Regions from separate parts of the Homo sapiens genome. Here region 2 is linked to region 1. Evidence: chromatin loops called from intact Hi-C (ENCODE). Cell type or tissue: OCI-LY7. All regions are shown on one strand. Each heading gives the region's core, and the rest is flanking DNA. Links, peaks and the distances in the headings are about the cores only. Region 1 overlaps ZNF22 (zinc finger protein 22). Region 2 holds the start of TIMM23 (translocase of inner mitochondrial membrane 23).

Evidence for each region. A loop is a pair of places that touch in the nucleus more often than their neighbours do. Peaks named below come from ENCODE experiments on the same cell type or tissue, not always from the same donor. Only the 100,000 strongest peaks of a DNase experiment are listed, where the experiment ranks them.
Region 2: it touches region 1 in a loop (8-fold over the local background); 2 of 110 quality-filtered maps call a loop at or near these places.

What each region holds. Positions count from the first base shown.
Region 1 is chr10:45,005,189-45,013,524 of GRCh38, forward strand. ZNF22 (zinc finger protein 22) reads left to right here. Exons shown (of 2, transcript NM_006963.5): 2 at 1-138. Among named protein-coding and RNA genes, the nearest start is that of ZNF22, 8.4 kb to the left of the region's middle. In OCI-LY7, for the core only: CTCF peaks have their summits at 3,583 (motif pointing right) and 3,801; a DNase peak (open chromatin) is centred at 3,583.
Region 2 is chr10:45,968,157-45,976,492 of GRCh38, forward strand. TIMM23 (translocase of inner mitochondrial membrane 23) reads left to right here and starts at 4,333. Exons shown (of 7, transcript NM_006327.4): 1 at 4,333-4,574; 2 at 7,298-7,356. The coding sequence starts at 4,469. It also overlaps the pseudogene PARGP1-AGAP4 and the pseudogene PARGP1. RefSeq lists enhancers at 3,817-4,507, 4,024-4,153. In OCI-LY7, for the core only: CTCF peaks have their summits at 3,744 and 3,976; DNase peaks (open chromatin) are centred at 3,815 and 4,325; H3K4me3 peaks cover 3,468 bases; H3K27ac peaks cover 1,426 bases.

The sequences.
Region 1 (8,336 bases), core at 35-8,034:
AGCCCTCAGCTCAGGTTTTAATTTCTATTGAATGCTAACATTCTTCTGATTTTTTGGTATCTTTTATAATCATATCGGTTTCTGCTGTATTAATGACAATTATTCATGAAAATAAAAAATGAAATATTTTGTATACTACTACCTTCTGTTTATTTTTCTTCTGGGGAATTGTTTTAATTATTTAGACAATAGATCTAAAGTCACAGCTTTTGGATGGATCACTTGTTTTGCCTGTTTCTGATTTCCTCAAACTTGAACTTTGCCTTCCTCCTGGCCTTGCATTTGAGTGCAGGGCCATAGAAGTTGGCCTTGTTATGGCCTTGTTGACAAGTGCCATTCAACAAGATATTCACAAGGTGTTTTGTAAACATGAGGTGATCACAGTTTTTTATGAAAGCAGTGATCTTTGGCCGCCCTATTATATCCAAGTCACTCCTTGGCAGGATTGTGGCTATGGGGCCCTTTTGAGGATCTATCAATGCTATTCACATTAGTTTTGTGTATGCAATAGCTTCTGGGTAGGACCAACACTTCTTTCTTACATTTCAGGAATTTGCCCATTTTGACAGCAAACAGGGCTGTGCACAGTAGTGATATTCAAAATAATTTAACGAGCAGTATGCCCTTCAGGACAGCAGAGAAATTGTCACAGACTAAGGTCTCCTATGCGCTTTGAGCATGGGGATGCATTACTCTCTTCACTGTGTTGGGGTATGTGGAGAGGAGCACAGATGAGGGATGTTTTTGGTTAATACAGCTCTGGACCAGTGGGAGATAGATGGAGCCAGCCTTGATCTAGAGATGTCCCAGGGTTTTCAGAGTGTAGTGACTATGGGATTTGGGGTTGTCTTCCTTGGGTAGAAGGTATGTTGTGTGTGGAAGGAGGAAAGAGGGATATTTGGTGAGCAAATACCCAAATACCCCACGTTTCCTGGCACCCTTACAGTGCTGTGAGAAACAACACTAGGTCTGCCCATTTGAGTTAGTGATGTTTTTAAAAGCTGTTGGGTGATTCTCTGTGCTCCTATTTCCCAGGCCAAAGTGGAGCTGACATTTAGGTAGTTCCTGAGTCTCTTGCCAACCTGCTTTAGGTATCCCATGAGTGAGAAATAAACTGTTGAGATAGGCCACAGATTTCAGTGTAGATTTGGTACCTGTCCTGATTGATGCACCCATCCTGCTTTTTTTGTGCATCTCTGGAGCCAATCATCAGTCTTAAAAGTTCTATCCTTTTAGTGGCCTGATGAGAAAAAACAGCTTTTTGAGTTCATATTGAGAAACACTGCCTCGCCTCCCCCACATTGTCTTTCTGTTTCTAGCCGATACTCTGTAATACTTCCATACTTCCATACTTCCTTTTTTTTTTTTTTTTTTTTTTTTTTTTTTGTCCTGGGACCCTTCTCTTTGTTCCTTACTGAGACTTAAAGGCAGCATTAAAGCTTGTTTGTGTGTTTTATTTGTATCCCATGACTCTCTGGCCTGGGTTGAAAGTCCCCACACACAGAGTTGCTAGAATGTCCTGTGATATCAGCCCTGGAAGTTGAAAATCTGTCCTGAGACTGATATGTGTCTTCAAACATGGGAGAAAGGGGTGACTGTCCCTCCACCATGCAGAGTCTGAGTGTGACAGGACCCATGAGAGGATGCTGAGTGGGTGCCAGGAGGACTCACCTCCAAGAGCAAGAGCCTGGTCCCTGTTGCACATTGATTTCAAACAGACCAACCAGCTTGGACAATTGAACTTCCCAATTGCAGTCATGATGAACTGAAGACCAGAGGACCTTCCTCCAATTTCCTGGTCCACATGAAGCGCTAGATTGTAATGTAACCCTAGATATGTTGAGGGGACTCCAAAGTAGGATTTCTCACCACACTGGTAAAATAGGGGGACTGCCTATTTTAGTCTCATTTAGGGATAAGTATAATGGCTGTTTCCTAAATTCAGAGTTCTGTAGTAAACTGATAACTAAGAGATTCTTTTCTGTCATTTTTCAAATAAAGCATTGTGACATCTGGTGAAAGAATTACTTTTTTCTTGTTTTATTGTTCAGAAGAGGTGCAAATTAATCCAGAACAGTTTGAAATGGATAAATTTTACTGCTGAGTGATGGAAAGAGACAAAAATGACAGAAACATAATTCATAGCTGCATTCCTTACAGTAAATCCAAGCACAAATAGCTCTATTGCTTAGAATCATTGCATTTAAATATAGAAAGAACAAATCTTTCATAGTCTTTTTATGGATGATAATTTTTTTCCTTTGATCCACATGGTTGGTAATGTATCAGAATAGATTGAGCAACTTAGTCCTACTAAGTAATGGCATTTTATAATTCTGGTGTTATAATATCTGACAGTATTTTATTTAGAACTTTTACGTCAATATACATCAACTGACATAGTTGTAAGTTTCTTTGTATGTTATCTTTGTCATAAATGTCGATTACGTCGTAGAGCATTTCAGGAACTGTGCCAAGTTCATAACACCAGGTTACTAATGTGTTATGCTACCTCCCAATTTGTCAAGAGACATCTCAGGCACAGATTTTTTGAATTCAGGAATTCAGGATGGGTATGCCAATTTAAATGAAGCTTCTGAGATGAGTAACCTTAAATCCCAGAGAGAACCTGGTTATATCTCTATGTTCAGGGCAATCTAAATGGGTCCCCTAGGATACAAGAAGCCTCTCTATTCAGTGGGATTAAAAGGCTAAATATCAGAATTTAAGCAGGTGAGTCAAAGAGGGGACAATATGATGATTCAGGGGCAAACAGTCATGAAGAGAAGTTCAGGTTCAGTGAGAAAACTGAGTCCATTCTGTGTATTCCACATAGTTTAATATAGCTAGTTAGACTTTCTGTTATGTCCATGTTTCTTCTTTGCCTGATAAGTTCACCACTTCAGTTTAACCCAGCATCTGTATTCCATTTTCTCTATTAGAATAATTGGTCTGGTTTCTCTTTTTGTGGCTAGACTTTGGCTGAAAGGACAATAATAAGAGAAATAAAACTACAAGGAGCTACTATTTCTTATGTATCAAAAGTGTAAAACCTACTCTGTTGGTAAGGCTGTGGAGAACCAGCCAAACTAAGGCTGATGGTGGGATACAAAATGTTACAACCCATACTGAGGAGGGATTTGGCAATATCTAGCAGAAGTATATATGCATTTACTCTCTGATCCAGAAATTATATTTCCAGAGTTTGTTTCCAAAGATACAGTACCAACAATATGAAACAACGTATACACATGGCTGCACATTTTTATAGAAAAAACTCATTTCCCACTAAGGCATCTGGCTCCAATGTAGTGTCATGTATTTGTTCAATAATAGGCTTTTTATGATGCTCTCATGACCTTTGCTTGTGCTGTAGTACCATACGTCATTTTCAGAAGTCAGCTTGCGTCGCTTTGTGCAGGACCCAGAGTGTAGTTTAGTAAGTGCTCTTGAGGAGATTAAGTGTCACTGCTGATGCAAACCAGCAAATTAAATTCCCAGGCTCAGTTGGAAATACTTCAGTCCAGTGAGGGCGCTGCATAAGTAGAGGAAATAGCCACATCAAAACTTCATTGTTAGAAGACACTTTTTCTATTTGACGTTACACAAAACTGTCACTAGATGGCAGCAAAGGAGAGATCATGGAAAACAGCGTGTCCTGTAGTTTCTCCACATTCAACTTGCACAGGTTGAGTGTCCCTTATCTGAAATGCTGGAGACCGGATGTGTGTCAGAATTCAGATTTTTAATTATTTTTTGGAATATTTGTATGTACATGATGAGGTATCTTGGGGATGGGACTCAAGTCTAAACATGAAGTTCATGTGTTTATTATATCCCTTGTATACATAGCCTGAAGGTAATATTTTTAATAATTCTGCACATGAAACAAAGTTTTGACTGTGACCTATCACATGAGGTCAGGTGAGGAATTTTCCACTTGTGGCGTCACATTGACATTCAAAAAGTTGGGTTTTTTTTTAATTTTATTTATTATTATTATACTTTAAGTTTTAGGGTACATGTGCACAATGTGCAGGTTAGTTACATATGTATACGTGTGCCATGCTGGTGCGCTGCACCCACTAACTCGTCATCTAGCATTAGGTATATCTCCCAATGCTATCCCTCCCCCTTCCCCCACCCCACAACAGTCCCCAGAGTGTGATGTTCCCCTTCCTGTGTCCATGTGTTCTCATTGTTTAATTCCCACCTATGAGTGAGAATATGCAGTGTTTGGTTTTTTGTTCTTGCGATAGTTTACTGAGAATGATGATTTCCAATTTCATCCATGTCTCTACAAAGGACATGAACTCATCATTTTTTATGGCTGCATAGTATTCCATGGTGTATATGTGCCACATTTTCTTAATCCAGTCTATCATTGTTGGACATTTGGGTTGGTTCCAAGTCTTTGCTATTATGAATAATGCCGCAGTAAACATACGTGTGCATGTGTCTTTATAGCAGCATGATTTATAGTCCTTTGGGTATATACCCAGTAATGGGATGGCTGGGTCAAATGGTATTTCTAGTTCTAGATCCCTGAGGAATCGCCACACTGACTTCCACAATGGTTGAACTAGTTTATAGTCCCACCAACAGTGTAAAAGAGTTCCTATTTCTCCATATCCTCTCCAGCACCTGTTGTTTCCTGACTTTTTAATGATTGCCATTCTAACTGGTGTGAGATGGTATCTCATTGTGGTTTTGATTTGCATTTCTCTGATGGCCAGTGATGGTGAGCATTTTTTCATGTGTTTTTTGGCTGCATAAATGTCTTCTTTTGAGAAGTGTCTGTTCATGTCCTTTGCCCACTTTTTGATGGGGTTGTTTGTTTTTTTCTTGTAAATTTGTTTGAGTTCATTGTAGATTCTGGATATTAGCCCTCTGTCAGATGAGTAGGTTGCAAAAATTTTCTCCCATTTTGTAGGTTGCCTGTTCACTCTGATGGTAGTTTCTTTTGCTGTGCAGAAGCTCTTTAGTTTAATTAGATCCCATTTGTCAATTTTGGCTTTTGTTGCCATTGCTTTTGGTGTTTTAGACATGAAGTCCTTGCCCATGCCTATGTCCTGAATGGTAATGCCTAGGTTTTCTTCTAGGGTTTTTATGGTTTTAGGTCTAACGTTTAAGTCTTTAATCCATCTTGAATTGATTTTTGTATAAGGTGTAAGGAAGGGATCCAGTTTCAGCTTTCTACATATGGCTAGCCAGTTTTCCCAGCACCATTTATTAAATAGGGAATCCTTTCCCCATTGCTGGTTTTTCTCAGGTTTGTCAAAGATCAGATAGTTGTAGATATGCAGCGTTATTTCTGAGGGCTCTGTTCTGTTCCATTGATCTATATCTCTGTTTTGGTACCAGTACCATGCTGTTTTGGTTACTGTAGCCTTGTAGTATAGTTTGAAGTCAGCTAGTGTGATGCCTCCAGCTTTGTTCTTTTGGCTTAGGATTGACTTGGCGATGCAGGCTCTTTTTTGGTTCCATATGAACTTTAAAGTAGTTTTTTCCAATTCTGTGAAGAAAGTCATTGGTAGCTTGATGGGGATGGCATTGAATCTATAAATTACCTTGGGCAGTATGGCCATTTTCATGATATTGATTCTTCCTACCCATGAGCATGGAATGTTCTTCCATTTGTTTGTATCCTCTTTTATTTCATTGAGCAGTGGTTTGTAGTTCTCCTTGAAGAGGTCCTTCACATCCCTTGTAAGTTGGATTCCTAGGTATTTTATTCTCTTTGAAGCAATTGTGAATGGGAGTTCACTCATGATTTGGCTCTCTGTTTGTCTGTTGTTGGTGTATAAGAATGCTTGTGATTTTTGTACATTGATTTTGTATCCTGAGACTTTGCTGAAGTTGCTTATCAGCTTAAGGAGATTTTGGGCTGAGACAATGGGGTTTTCTAGATATACAATCATGTCATCTGCAAACAGAGACAATTTGACTTCCTCTTTTCCTAATTGAATACCCTTTATTTCCTTCTCCTGCCTAATTGCCCTGGCCAGAACTTCCAACACTATGTTGAATAGGAGTGGTGAGAGAGGGCATCCCTGTCTTGTGCCAGTTTTCAAAGGGAATGCTTCCAGTTTTTGCCCATTCAGTATGATATTGGCTGTGGGTTTGTCATAGATAGCTCTTACTATTTTGAGATACGTCCCATCAATACCTAATTTATTAAGAGTTTTTAGCATGAAGCATTGTTGAATTTTGTCAAAGGCCTTTTCTGCATCTATTGAGATAATCATGTGGTTTTTGTCTTTGGTTCTGTTTATATGCTGAATTACATTTATTGATTTGGGTATATTGAACCAGCCTTGCATCCCAGTGATGAAGCCCACTTGATCATGGTGGATAAGCTTTTTGATGTGCTGCTGAATTCAGTGTGCCAGTATTTTATTGAGTATTTTTGCATCAATGTTCATCAAGGACATTGGTCTAAAATTCTCTTTTTTGCTTGTGTCTCTGCCCGACTTTGGTATCAGGATGATGCTGGCCTCATAAAATGAGTTAGGGAGGATTCCCTCTTTTTCTATTGATTGGAATAGTTTCAGAAGGAATGGTACCAGTTCCTCCTTGTACCTCTGGTAGAATTCGGCTGTGAATCCATCTGGTCCTGGACTCTTTTTGGTTGGTAAGCTATTGATTATTGCCACAATTTCAGAGCCTGTTATTGGTCTATTCAGAGACTCAACTTCTTTCTGGTTTAGTCTTGGGAGAGTGTATGTGTCGAGGAATGTATCCATTTCTTCTAGATTTTCTAGTTTATTTGCGTAGAGGTGTTTGTAGTATTCTCTGATGGTAGTTTGTATTTCTGTGGGATCGGTGGTGATATCCCCTTTGTCATTTTTTATTGCGTCTATTTGATTCTTCTTTTTTTCTTTATTAGTCTTGCTAGCAGTCTATCAATTTTGTTGATCCTTTCAAAAAACCAGCTCCTGGATTCATTAATTTTTTGAAGGGTTTTTTGTGTCTCTATGTCCTTCAGTTCTGCTCTGATTTTAGTTATTTCTTGCCTTCTGCTAGCTTTTGAATGTGTTTGCTCTTGCTTTTCTAGTTCTTTTAATTGTGATGTTAGGGTATCAATTTTGGATCTTTCCTGCTTTCTCTTGTGGGCATTTAGTGCTATAAATTTCCCTCCACACACTGCTTTGAATGCATCCCAGAGATTCTGGTATGTTGTGTCTTTGTTCTCGTTGGTTTCAAAGAACATCTTTATTTCTGCCTTCATTTCGTTATGTACCCAGTAGTCATTCAGGAGCAGGTTGTTCAGTGTCCATGTAGTTGAGCAGTTTTGAGTGAGATTCTTAATCCTGAGTTCTAGTTTGATTGCACTGTGGTCTGAGAGATAGTTCGTTATAATTTCTGTTCTTTTACATTTGCTGAGGAGAGCTTTACTTCCAACTATGTGGTCAATTTTGGAATAGGTGTGGTGTGGTGCTGAAAAAAATGTATATTCTGTTGATTTGGGACGGAGAGATCTGTAGATGTCTATTAGGTCCACTTGGTGCAGAGCTGAGTTCATTTCCTGGGTATCCTTGTTGACTTTCTGTCTCGTTGATCTGTCTAATGTTGACAGTGGGGTGTTAAAGTCTCCCATTATTAATGTGTGGGAGTCTAAGTCTCTTTGTAGGTCACTCAGGACTTGCTTTATGAATATGGGTGTTCCTGTATTGGGTGCATATATATTTAGGATAGTTAGCTCTTCTTGTTTAATTGACCCGTTTACCATTATGTAATGGTCTTCTTTGTCTCTTTTGATCTGTGTTGGTTTAAAGTCTGTTTTATCAGAGACTAGGATTGCAACCCCTGCCTTTTTTTGTTTTCCATTTGCTTGGTAGATCTGAATCCTTTTATTTTGAGCCTATGTGTGTCTCTGCACGTGAGATGTGTTTCCTGAATACAGCACACTGATGGATCTTGACTCGTTATCCAATTTGCCAGTCTGTGTCTTTTAATTGGAGCATTTAGTCCATTTACATTTAAAGTTAATATTGTTATGTGTGAATTTGATCCTGCCATTATGATGTTAGCTGGTTATTTTGCTCATTAGTTGATGCAGTTTCTTCCTAGTCTCGATGGTCTTTACATTTTGGCATGATTTTGCAGTGGCTGGTACCGGTTGTTCCTTTCCATGTTTAGCGCTTCCTTCAGGAGTTCTTTTAGGGCAGGCCTGGTGGTGACAAAATCTCTCAGCATTTTCTTGTCTGTAAAGTATTTTATTTCTCCTTCACTTATGAAGCTTAGTTTGGCTGTATATGAAATTCTGGATTGAAAATTCTTTTCTTTAAGAATGTTGAATATTGGCCCGCACTCTCTTCTGGCTTGTAGAGTTT
Region 2 (8,336 bases), core at 92-8,091, 960 kb after region 1:
GTGAGACTCCGTCTCAAAAACTAAAAAAAAAATCCTCAAATTACAAACCAGTAATATGCCAAAACATTCATTTTTTGAGTTGGTTTAGAAGTTAAAACATCTTTTTTCCATAAATGTAAGGATTAATGTTAAGATGCAATGACTAGGTTCCTATAACACACACGAAGCATGTACTCCCGTGATAAGTCTAAAGAACCTAAAGACCGCACACATCATTTCATGAAAAACCAGGAGTGTTCCAGTGATGGCAAAGAAGAAGAGAGCTCTCTCCCGTAGCCCTGACCCTGAGAATGTGTTCTCTCTCCAGTTTCAGGCTTCCTGAAGCCTGGGGAAGGGATGAAGGAGGAAAAGCAAGAGGTAAGGAACCAGTATCTTCTGCTAATAAAACATTGATCAGTCCTTCTTAGGGCCTCAGAGAAAGGACTGCTTACTGCTCTTTGCAATATCACTTCGTTAAGCCTTTATTTCCTCACCCAGAAAATGAAGCTAACAACACCTACTTCTAAGGGTTATGTGGATCAATTACAAAGCAAAAATTAGAGAAAATATTGTGTTCAGCCTCACAAAGCACTCAATATGTTATCTCTCGACATTTCCACCCAGTCTTTTTTTTTTCCACTGAGATCAATAATTCTCCAACTTTGACTTCACACCATTTACATTTACTCTCATCAGCAACATTATTCAGTACCCAGTATATTTTAATCAGCAAGTCATTCAATTAATAGCTATAGATACAGCCAAAAGGCACAAAATGCAATAAAATTCACCTGCATGTCAAAGGAACATTCCACTTTCACAAAAAGTCTATAGCAACACATCTGGATAAACCTGCGTCATCACAATGTGAATAACATGCTGAGTTCTGCCAATATGCAGGTTTGCAGATTTTTTTTTTCTTTTTTCAGAAGTGGGGTCTCGCTATGTTGCTCAGGCTGGACGGGAACTCCCGGGCTCAAGTGATCCTCTTGCCTTAGCCTCCCAAGTAGCTGGGACTACAGGTGCATGCCCAGCAAAATTAGCGATTTCAGTCAATACAAGAAATATGTCCAGGAAGATAAAGAATATAAAATTTAAAGATACTGAATAAATATCCATTTCGCTACCCCGCCTACTTGTCCTAAGATAATTATATATAAAAATTTAAATACCAAGTTCCTAAAGGAATCCCAAAAATTCAAACAATGGGCTTTTGATACAAATATAGTCTTTGAACATTCTGTTAATTGGTGTCCTGTGCCAGGTATACAGAAAACATTTAAACATGCGAAATACAGCCCCAAGTATTCATTTGGTACCTCTTCTGCAGAAATCTTAATTAAGATCCAACCAGTGAGGACTGACTGCCCTCACCCCTATTTGCAACTAACTCCTCCTCCTTTACATGCAAATAAGGTTAATGAAACCACAAACTATCCAGTCACAGAAGCTGAAGTACACCTGAACATATACCTGAAGTTCACCTTCAGTTCCCTCTCCCCTATACCAAGTTCTCTGAAATCTACATCCTAAATTTTAAATCCATCCCTTCCTCATACTCTTTAAACACATCGCTTACTAGACAACTGCCATTTGTTTCTTGCAACTAGTCTCCCTGTCTACAGCCTTGACTATCCAGTGTTCTACAAACTACAAATGACCAGTCATTTTTCAATGAAATAACACAGACAATATAAGAATGCATCACACATAGAAAGATTAAGTATTATTTCATGAAACATTTATTTCAGTTATAAATATGGCTTATTTGCCAGGTTACATATATTTCTTACTCTGTGTACTGGATAAAATTTATGCTGTGGGTTGCAGTTAGGAAAGTCCAAAAGCCACTTTTCTAAAATATTAACCAAATGGTATTCCCACGCTTAAAAGCTTTTTAGTGGTTTCTCCATTAACCACAGAATAAGGTTGAAATTCCTTAAAATGGAATTTGAGTTTCTTCATAAGCTCCTGTCTGCCACCCAGCCTCATCAGACACTCCTCTGTCATCTTATGCTCCAGTCTTACCAACTTTTGCATGTCTTATTCCCTCTGCGTGTATAATTCTTTCTCCTCTTGATTTATACAGCAAATCTTCCTCATCCTTCAAGGCCTAGTGCAAGTCTACTTGGTACTGTCCCTAAGTTCGAAGACATCTAAGTGTACACTCTTCACCAGAGAACTGCCCGAGCTCTGCCCAGCCTCTTACACTGTTAATGAATGCATCCTTTTTGAAATGCTCTCCTTTGTCTGACACAACACGAGCCAGGCTTTCCTCCCACCTCTACAGCCGCTTCTCTTCAGTCTACTCTTAAACTTTGGTGTTCCTAAGGCTTCTGCCCTAGGTCACCTTTACTTTCTCTACATGTTTATGTTATCTATGCCCATAGCATCCATTATAATGTTTATGCCATGAACTCCCCAATCTACTTCTCCAGCACAGAAATATTTCTTCTCAAGTATCCCATTCTTTCATGAATCCATCCCCTTCCCTATTGCCAGCATCCAGGCCTAAGCTACAATTATTTCCAACCTAGATTAACTCCTTAACTGAGTCTTGATGCTCCACTTGAGTTCCTTTTCAATCCATTCTTTATTTTCCACACACCAGCCACACAGACTTTTCAACAAATAAATAAGTCTAATCAAGTCACTCCCCTACTAAAAACCCTTGAGTAGCTTATCAATGCCCTTAGAGTTCAAAATCCTTAGCAATGTCTACATATCCAATTTGATCTGACTTTTCTGTACCACCCTGCAGCCTCATCTCTCACACTCTCTTGCGTTCACTCTATATATCAATTGCACTCCTGTTTTTGTTTTGTTTTGTTTTGTTTTGTTTGAGGCGGAGTTTCGCTCTTGTTGCCCAGGCTGGAGTGCAATGGTGCCCTCTCGGCTCACTGCAACCTCCGCCTCCCGGATGCCAGTGATTCTCCTGCCTCACCTGCCTCAGCCTCCGGAGTAGCTGGGATTACAGTTGCCCGCCACCACGCTAGGCTAATTTTTTGTGTTTTTAGCAGAGACGGGGTTTCACCATATTGGTAAGGCTGGTCTTGAGCTCCTGACCTCAGGTGATCCACCCGCCCCGGCCTTCCAAAGCGCAGGGATTACAGGCAAAACCACCGCGCCCGGCCTCCATTGCACTCCTGAAACACTTCTTACTTCCTCTTCATCTAACTCCTACTCATTCTACAGTCCTCAGAATAAGCATCTCATCTTCTGGAGGACTATTTTCGATTCCATAAATTCAGTTAGGTAAAACAATCTGTCTTTCATCTATCAGAACATCCATTACCTTTTATTATATTAACTTTTGCTATCGTCTATCTCTCCAGATAGATTTTAAGGTATGAAGGCAGAGGCCAAGTTTCTCTCATTCAACACTGTATACCAGGGACGGGTACAATGCCAGCTTAGACTAATAGCTCTGCACCCTGGGACCCAGAATCTGCACAAGTGAAGTTGTTTTCTTCCTATCTAGAGGCTGAAGCGCCCTACTGTTTTACATACACAATTAGATCTCCTTGACGACTAAGGCAATTTCTCAATCAAACCTGAAGAAGCAAACAGGTGGTGGAGTCTCCTGCCATTTTCCGCCCTGTGAGTGACTGCTCATCAGAGTTTCTCACATCAATCGCACTGGGAAAAATGCGGCCCCATTCACCCACTAGTGGCTTTGGTAGCTCAGCAAGTGGACCTCAGAGTGATGATGCACACAAGACCAGAAAGGAGTGACTGGAGTCCCTGAGACCAGAAGGTTCGGGCCGAGGCGAAGGACAAAGATTTTTATTTTCCCACGTACCAAGCGAGGTGGCGCTGCCTCTGTGCTGTCCCGCCTGCCCTGGGACGCAGGCTGGCGAGGACGGTGGGACCCTGAACTGCACGTGAGCGTCCTTGGGGTCGAGGACGCGCCTCTGCCTGCTCGGAAAGCTCCGGGCGTCCGAAGCAGCCGGCGAAGTTGTAGCGGCGCCCCAGCGGGGTCGCTTGGTGCAGGGTTCACAGCCGGGGCCCGCATTCATGCTGGGACCAGCAGCGCACTGTCCCCGGGCCGGCCCCGGGCGGAGAGCCTCATTTCACTAACCTGAGAGAGATGGACTGCGCGTCCTTCTCAGCGCCTGCCTGCACCATTCCCTCTCTGCCGCTGCCTGCTTCTGCAATTGCTGATCCGCCGGCCTCCCAAGTCAGGCCGTAAACACTCGCCTGCTTTCTCTCTTCCACTGGCACCCCACCTGCCTCAATGCGCCGCTTTGATTCGGGATTCGTTCACTTTCCCACCACCGGAAAGCTGCCGTCAGGCGCTTCCAGCTTCCGGGGCGCACATTGCCGCAAAGCGGAAGTGTGGCGCTTAACGGGAACCGGCGCCCGGAAGGTCAGCGTGTGAAGTAGGCGCTGGCAACGCGGGGTTACCCGCTGTTATTGAGGAGTAACGGCCCAGCGGACCACCCAGGCTTGAGGCAGCGGCGGGAACCACTCGGTTTGCTGCGATACCATGGAAGGAGGCGGGGGAAGCGGCAACAAAACCACAGGGGGATTGGCCGGCTTTTTCGGAGCCGGCGGAGCAGGTTACTCGCACGCGGATTTGGCTGGCGTCCCGCGTAAGTATGGGGCCTAGCTTGCGATTATTTCTGACTGGTTTTTGCGTCTACACTAAGTTGCGCGTCCCATGTTTTATGTTGTTGTTTTTTTTTTCCTTGCTGGCATTTACAAGCTTAAGTACCAGTGGTGGGGTTAGTGTATCTGCATGGCTGCTCTTTCAAGATAGAAAGGCCTAAAAAAGGGCCACGGATCTCCTGGGGAAGCTGTCCGTGATTGACCTGGACTCGCGAGATGATGCATGTTTTCTTAGGTTTATATCCAAGCCTCCTACGTTTTGTGTGTGGTGGGCCGTGTGATTGACCCTTGATTAAGAGTAGAGCCGAGCTTTGGGAGTAAATGTATTCCAAATAGCAAGCCCGTAGTTAACTTTTTAGTACACAGCGACATATTCTGAGCCTCCAAGTAGCCGTCAGGGCAGAATATTCAGTAATATTGTTTGTAAGTGAGAAATAAATGACTTGGGACAGGCTAGGAAACCTTCTTTAGGAGCTAGGAAGTAAGCTGAACTTTAAAGGTGATATATAGACATGAAGAAAGAAGCCAGGTAAGAATTATAGAAACGGAAATAGGCAACATCAAGGTATACAGAGGCATAAATATCTTGCCTTTGCCTCTCCTCGGTCTTGTGAAAATGTTTTCCAGAACTTTGGTACTTTGTAACTGTGGTTGTTCAACTAGATAAATACAACTTGGACCTAAAGATAGGCAGTTGGTCGTGGATAAAGCCTTTACGAAAGTACTTTCTTTTTAGAGAATCCTTGTAATATTTCTCTAGGTATTTTATACTAAGGAACAACAACAACGAAATATGTTCAGACTGTAGTGCAAAAAAATATAAAAGACCTTTCATTTCCCTGGTGTCACCTTTGTCAAAAAACTGAATCTACAACACATGGTGTTTTGTTTCGTTTTTTTGTTTGTTTGTTTTTAGAGTCAGGACCTCGTTCTGTCACCCATATTGGGGTGCGGTGGCATGATTATAGTTCACTGAAGCCTCGCACTCCTGAGCTCAAACAATCCTCCCCTCTAAGCCTCCTAAGTAGCTGGGACTCTAGGTACGTACCACCACGCCTGGCTAATTTTTTTTTTTTTTTGACTTATTGTGGAGATGGGGTCTCCCTGTGTTGTCCAAGCTGGTCTCAAACTCTCGAACTCAGGCCATCCTCCTGTCTCGGCCTCCCAAAATGCTGGGATTCCTAGGCCTGAGCTACTACTTTACCTGTTTAGAACACAGTTTCATATTAATCTTAGTATCTCTGAGTTTCAGAGCACAAAGGGCATATACACTTCCTTAATGTGACAATATTGTTAAATTAATTTGATTAAGATTTGAAGGTAAATTGGGGGACCAGGGAATGAACACCATTTACTGAGCTTTTACAGTGTGCTAGCTACTTTTCTGGGGGCAGGACTATAGTGGTTTTTGTGGGGGTTTTTTTTGTTTTTTTTTGAAAAGAGGACTCTTGCGCTCACAGAGCTTACATAATACTGAGGTAAACCAACAAACATAAATTAAAACATTGCCGTTAGTGATAAGTGCTGTAAAGGGAATAAAGCAGAGTCTTGAGATTGTGATGGAAGCAGGATGCCATTTTAGAGCCGGTTAGGGAAAACATCTCAAGGGAGTTGACATTTGAGCTGTGACCCAAATACAGTACAAATGCTTGGGAGGCAAGTATCCAGGAAAATAGCTAGTGCAAATGTCCTGAAACAAAACAAATTTGGCAGGTTTAAGGAACAGCTCTTAGGCCAGTCTGTCTTCGTAGTTACAAGGGAGTTGGATCCATTGAAGTTTGTGAAATCAGAGAGGTAGGGAATGACAGCTAATGTAGGATTTTGTAAGTTATGGTAAGGAGTTTCGATTTTCTTAAGACAAATCACTGTAGTTGCTATGTAGACAGTGAATTGAAGGGGTAAGAGAAAGCAAGGAGTTAGGAAATTGTTGCTGTGAGATATGATGGTTGGACTAGGATGGTAGCAATAGAGAAGATAAGTAACACAATTCAAAATAGATATTAAAAATAGAACAAGCAGGACTCCTAATTGATGAAAAGATAGAGGCATGGGTGATGCATAGGTTTGTAAATAACTGCTGAGATACAGAAGGATCCAAAGATGATAGGTTTTACTGTTTTCAATGTTAGTGAATTCAGGTCTGGCCCTCTCAAAGTTTGTGTTTTCTTTTGCACAGACCCACATACCTGTGGTAATGACCCAAGGATTCTCAACCTTGCCACAGTAAATCAATCGTTAATAGTAATATGTGAAGGAACTGCCTTGAAATAGTTAGATACAACATGTACACAGTCAGAAAACCCAACCCAACCACTGTTTTTCCCATGGAATTGATTAGTCTTTTTTCAGTCTTATTTTGTAATTTACATAGTCACCAAGCATTCTTGGAGTAAAGTGAAAGAAATTAGCTTTGTAAATGGCCTGGACTACACTTCCTGTAAGTTCAAAAATCAGATCTATGACACTGCAATTATCTTATTGGTGTAAAAGCCTGAGCCACCAGTGGAAGACCTGGTTTGGGATTGAGGGTCTCAGGATGAGTCAGCCCCCAAACTGACAGATAGGGAGGATAAAATGGGAAAAAATTTTCCGCCTTCAGTGAGCCTATAAAAATTGCAAACACATGTAACAGTCAGGAGCTGGATTAACTCTAACTGGATTAACTTAAAGAATTTTGTTGCAATGTGACATTTTGTTTTCTCTCTAGTAACTGGTATGAACCCTCTGTCTCCTTATTTAAATGTGGATCCACGATACCTCGTGCAGGTAAGATTAAGATTTTACTAGTTTGGTGCATTATTTTACCATTTTAAAAAAAACGCCAAGTGCTATGCTGACTTGAACTATGACATACACTTTTGGAGGCAGTAAGTCTCTGGTCTCCATTCACCCTTTTTTCCTCACAAACACCAGGAGCTTGGCCTGCATCTCTCTGAAACCAGTTAACTCCCTTCAAAAGCTTATTTTTTAAAACCAGAGCAGAATTAATTTTTGAAAGCACCCCAATAAAAGTATTGGGATGCCTAGTTACAAAGTGTGTGGGGTTTTTTGTTTGTTTGTTTGTTTGTTTTTGAGCCAGAGTTTTGCTTTTGTCCTCCAGGCTGGAGTGCAGTAGCGCGATCTCTGCTCACTGCAACCTCAGCCTCCCAAATTCAGGCCATCCTCCTGCCTCAGCCTCCCAAGTAGCTGGGACTACAGGCGCCCACCACCACGCCTGGCTAATTCTTGTGTTTTCAATAGAGACGGGGTTTCACCATGTTGGCCAGGCTCCCAAAGTGCTGGGATTACAGGCAAAGTGTGTTTTAAAGCTCAGTTTACAATATCAGGGTTTTTTTGACTAAGCATCAAAAGTTTCAAAGAGTATCTTTTTGAATCCAAGATATATTAGGAAATATATCTTGGGTATATTAGAAAAGCAAGGTTGATTTAACATCTGAAAATTAATGTATTGTGCCATATCAATTTATAATAAAGCAATCAAGGAAAGAATATAGTACAAAGACCACATGCTTATCTCAATAGATTCACAAAAATCATTTGACAACATCCAACACCCCCTTTAATGATTATAAAAACAAACTAGGCTGGGCGCAGTGATTCACACCTGTAATCCCAGCACTCTGGGAAGCTGAGGTGGGCAGATCACTTGAGGCCAGGAGTTTGAGACCAGCCTGGCCAACATAGCAAAACGCTGTTTCTACTAAAAATACAAAAATTAGCCAGGCGTGGTGGTGCCTACCTGTAAT